Linked DNA regions of Mus musculus: region 1 is linked to region 2. Evidence: chromatin loops called from intact Hi-C (ENCODE). Cell type or tissue: left cerebral cortex. All regions are shown on one strand.

The links. Hi-C counts contacts between places; a loop is a spot of excess contacts. Peaks named below come from ENCODE experiments on the same cell type or tissue, not always from the same donor. Only the 100,000 strongest peaks of a DNase experiment are listed, where the experiment ranks them.
Region 1: a loop joins it to region 2, with 2.9 times the contacts of the local background. A loop is called at or near these places in 3 of 42 quality-filtered maps.

Annotation. Positions count from the first base shown.
Region 1 is chr11:53,890,178-53,892,677 of GRCm38, forward strand. It overlaps Slc22a5 (solute carrier family 22 (organic cation transporter), member 5), which reads right to left and starts at 1,526. Exons shown (of 10, transcript NM_011396.3): 1 at 970-1,526. The coding sequence starts at 1,362. In left cerebral cortex, no CTCF peak of the experiment used is centred here; DNase peaks (open chromatin) are centred at 1,187 and 1,727; H3K4me3 peaks cover 1,912 bases; H3K27ac peaks cover 1,065 bases.
Region 2 is chr11:53,978,510-53,981,009 of GRCm38, forward strand. Slc22a21 (solute carrier family 22 (organic cation transporter), member 21) reads right to left here and starts at 1,824. Exons shown (of 10, transcript NM_019723.3): 1 at 956-1,824. The coding sequence starts at 1,348. Gm30927 (predicted gene, 30927) reads left to right here and starts at 1,522. Exons shown (of 4, transcript NR_168634.1): 1 at 1,522-1,828. In left cerebral cortex, no CTCF peak of the experiment used is centred here; DNase peaks (open chromatin) are centred at 1,394, 1,578 and 1,876; H3K4me3 peaks cover 1,305 bases.

The sequences.
Region 1 (2,500 bases), 88 kb before region 2:
CAGGTACTCCTAGCTTCTCCCTACTGCTCCTGAAACCATTTCTTGATGTTGGATCTAGACCTAAGGGCTAACTAAACTCACCAAGAAACTATCTCCAACTGGCCAATCCCAATCCCTGATACTCAATGAACCAGTTGCTCAATAGTATCACAGAAGATTCTTCTCATATTCTGCATATTCAATACTGCTGAGCCTCCAGGAAACTACAGTTGGTGCCCAAGTCCCCAAACACATCCACATGCACCATTAAATGGCCTGCCACACCCCCAGCAGAGTGACTGAGAAATGTCAAAGTCACCCAAGAATAAAGTGCAAGGGGATGAGGAATTAGGTTTCCATCGCTTTTCAGAGTAACCTTACATGCCTTACCGAACCTCTCCAGTGATCTTGTCCCAGAATACTGTGGAAAAGACTCCATACCAACAAGTCACCCTGGATAGATCTGCAGACACATGGGTCCTTAAGAAGTAACAATCCATCGCGGGCAAATGGAAAACAGTTTCTCCTGGGGCATGGCAAGCCTTCATTTTGGGATGAGGACAGGTGAGGGAAGAAAGAATAACTCCAGAAAAGGTAGAGAGTTTGGAACACACGTTTCTTTAACTTTAAAAAGTTCTGCAAAGAGTCTTTCCTTTCTGAACAGAGGCTAAAACTGTGGCCTCTTCTCTGGAGCAAGTCTGAATCCGGCCCCTCTGAATCACATCACTACCTCGAGAAAGTCCCACCCCTCAGGGTCTCAGGGCATCTCCTAAGGGGCAGAACCTTCTGGACTCTATCTTCAATGGGACCCTATGGACGGATGGTCTGCCAGACACTTGTCCCCTGAGGGGCGTACTATGGCTAGAAGTCATCTCATAAAATGTTCCTGGGCCACCTGACTGGAGGATGCTCATCAGCCTGTGCGTTGGACGAAGGGCTACAACCGTCGCCGCGATGTCACCAGACCCTGATAGGGGGGCTGTCACCTACCTCTGTCACGATGGTGGACAGGAAGACGTCCTTGTCGTACTCCCAGCCATCCAGGCAGCTCTCCTGCTCCAGCTGCTCCAGGTCCACGTCCCGCCCCGGCTCCAGCCCTAGCTCAGAGAAGTTGGCGATGGTGGCCAGTCGGTAGCGGCGGCATTTCTGAGGCACCTGTCGTCCGTCCTTCGTCTCCAACGGGATACTGTGGTTGCGCCACGCGCTGCTCAGGTTCACGGTGTGAGGCACAAGGCAACGGTGCTCCGGGGTCCCCGCCAGGAACACGATGGACATACCATTGAAGCCATTGGGGATGATGCTGGCGCTGAGCAGGAAGAAGATGAGGCGCTGGAAGGGCCCCCACTCGCCTAGGAAGGCGGTCACCTCGTCGTAGTCCCGCATGCCGTCCTCAGCCTCCCACAGCGCCCGTATGGGAATAAGGGGACACCGTGGCGCGGGAGACGGGGCGCTGAGAGCCTCTGCGTGCAAGGCTCGTGAGTTCCCACCGACGCCTCCGACTCGGCCACCGCCAACTTTACATAGGGCCTGAGGGCGGGGCGGGCTCTGGGCATGGGCCTGGGCCGCAAGGCCCGCCCCGCCGTCCCGGCTCTGAGGCGCGGCGCGGCGCGGCACGGCGGGGGCGGGGCAGGGGCCTGAGTGACGCACAGTGGGCGCCGGCCATCGGCCGCGCGTGCGCCTGAGGCGGAGCCGAGCTAGGACTCAGAACTAGCTGGGCGGTACAGAAGGCGGGGCTGAACCGGGCTTCAGAACTGTCAGCGAGGGAGGGGTGTGGCTTCATTCGACCACGCCTCCATAGTCTCTACGGGGCCCGGGTTGGGTGAACACTTCTAGTTCCGCCCAGACTGGAAGACTGAGGCGGGGCGTCTGTGAGCCACGCCCCTAACAGGTCCGCTCTAGGGGGCGGAATTGGGTCTTTTCAGGACACTTCCTGGAGCAGGTTCCCAGGGTGCCCTTCTCTTGAGGGAAAGGGTGACTTTGAAAAGTTTGTGTCCAAGGCCATCCTGGGAAGACCATTCTGGGTGTTCAATGGAAAGAGGCTTAGAATTTAAGCAGTAAACAGCCCACCTTCTCAAATTTTTGTTGTGGTTGAGAGATATTGTGAACCTCGGAGAGTCTCATTGACAACGACAGCCTTTGTTGCAGTTTTTCCTGGAAAGACTGCCATCTTTTGTGGCTGCGGAGATAGCTCAGCTAGGACTCTCTTTAAGAGTCCAGATTGCTCCTCCAGAGGACCTTGGCTTGCTTCCTAAAAGGCATAGGGCAGCTCACAGGCCCAGTAGGCATGCACTCGGCACATTAGACAAAACAGACTTGCAGGCAAAACACTCATACACATAAAATAAAATAATAGTTATATATATTTACATATAATATATACATATATTAAAAAGGGGTGGATTTTGAGACTGGTGATGAGAAAGGTGGCAATGAATTTTAATTCCCAGACTATTATGTTCTTAAATTATTTTGTTGTCTTTTGATTTAAGAAATAGTAAAATTTTGACTTCAAGATTAAGGA
Region 2 (2,500 bases):
CTTTATATGAGAACCTCTTTAATTCTTTCCTCCATTTTTTTCCCCAAGGGGCTTGTATCTAAAATTAGGTCTTTCTTTATGATTGAGCAGTAAGCACTCTTATCCACTGAATTATCTCTCTAGCTCCAAAAAGTACCTCTTGACCTCATACATAATGAGGATTATTTTTCTATTATGGGGATAGAGGAGTGGGTACAAACCCCAGGTGCCCAAGTCACTAAACACATCCACATGCACCATTAAACAGCATGTCACATCCCCCAGCTGAGTGACTGAGAAATGTCAAAGTCACCCAAGAATAAAGTGTAAGGGAATGAGGAATTAGGTTTCCATCGCTCTTCAGAGTAACCTTACATGCCTTACCTAACCTCTTCAGTGATCTTGTCCCAGAATACTGTGGAAAAGACTCCATACCAACAAGTCACCCTGGATAGATCTGCAGACACATGGGTCCTTAAGAAGTAACAATCCATCGCTGGCAAATGGAAAACAGTTTCTCCTGGGGCATGGCAAGACTTCATTTTGGGGTAAGGATAGGTGAGGGAAGAAAGAATAACTCCAGAAAGGGTAGAGAGTTTGGAACACACGTTTCTTTAACTTTAAAAAGTTCTGCAAAGAGTCTTTCCTTTCTGAACAGAGGCTAAAACCTGTGGTCTCTTCTCTGGAGCAAGTCTGAATCCGGCCCCTCTGAATCACATCACTACCTCGAGAAAGTCCCACCACTCAGGGTCTCAGGGCATCTCCTAGGGGCAGAACCTTCTGGACTCTATCTTCAATGGGACCCTATGGACGGATGGTCTGCCAGACATTTGTCCTCTGAGGGGCGTACTATGGCTAGAAGTCATCTCATAAAATGTTCTTAAAGGATGCTCATCACCAGGGAGCTTGTGGTTAAACTAAGGAACAACCATTGCCTGCGATGTCACCAGACCCTGACAGGGGGGCTGTCACCTACCTCTGTCACGATGGTGGACAGGAAGATGTCCTTGTCGTACTCCCAGCCATCCAGGCAGTTCTCCTGCTCCAGCTGCTCCAGGTCCACGTCCCGTCCCGGCTCCAGCCCTAGCTCAGAGAAGTTGGCGATGGTGGCCAGTCGGTAGCGGCGGCATTTCTGAGGCACCTCTGGTCCGTCCTTCGTCTCCATCGGGATACTGTGGTTGCGCCACGCGCTGCTCAGGTTCACGGTGTCTGGTATCCGGCAACGGTGCTCCGGGATCGCCGTCAGGAACACGGCTGACAACCCAGTAAAGCCATTGGGGATGATGCTGGCGCTGAGCAGGAAGAAGATGAGGCGCTGGAAGGTCCCCCACTCGCCCAGGAAGGCGGTCACCTCGTCGTAGTCAAGCATAGAGTCGGCAGCCCACGGCGTCCCGCCGGGAATCCGAGGATACTCGGGCGCAGTGGGCGGCGCACGGTTTGTCCGTGCACGCGGAGCACCAGTCACTCGTCGAAGAGGAGTTCGAGAAAGCGTCGGGAGACGTTTTCCACACGGAGAAGCTCGTGAGTTCCTCCCGCCGCCTCAGACCCCGCCAGCGCCAGAGACACCGAGGACGTGAGGCCATGATGGACTCCGCGCGGAGTCTGGCCTAGACTGCAAGGCCGGCCGTGCAGTCCTGAGGCGAACCGTGGGGTGGGCGCGGCAGGAGTCTGAGTGATCCGTAGTGGGCACTGGACGCGCCTGTACGTGAGGCGGGTCTGGTCCCGGTCTCCGAGCTGGCTGGACAGTGCGGAAGCGGGATGGAGCCTGGCTTCAGAACTGCGCGGGTGTGAGGGAGCCTAGGAGTCCCTTGCCTACTACTCTGAGCTGTTCGCTGAGGAACGCCCTGAGGTAAAGTCCTTCCCAGTCGAGAGCAAGCGAGTCGGGCTGGGGGCGGGGCCGCTGTAGTCCCCGCCCCGAAGCTGCTGCTAGAGGGAGGGACGGGTCTTCTCAAGCCACACCCCCCGAGCGAGTCGGGCTGGGGGCGGGGCCGCTGTAGTCCCCGCCCCGAAGCTGCTGCTAGAGGGAGGGATGGGTCTTCTCAAGCCACAACCCCGAGCTGGTCCCCAGGGCTCCTTTGGGGGAAGTTGTGACCAAGCTGGGTGTTGACTTGGAGAAAGGCGTAGGATTTCGGTATGAAACACCCTCTCAACTTTTTGTTATGGGTCAGAAAGGGATTGTATCCCACCAAAAGTCTTCTCCTTCAATGGACCTGAGTTCAATTCCCAGCACGCATTGGAGGCTTACAACCTTCTGGTAACTCCAGTTCCGGGGGAACTAATCCCCTTTTCTGGTCCCCTGTCACATATAGTGCACAGACATACATGCAATCAAAACGCCCACTCACATAATGTCATATTATAATAATCATTAAGAGATTGAGACAAATTTTGAGGCTGTGGTCATGAGGCTGTGGGCAATGAATTTCAATTTCTAGGCTCTGTTCTGTGCTTTATGTTTTTAAAGATTAAGAAATCATTCAGTTATTCATCAAATCGACTTAAGCAAATATAAAAATTTAAC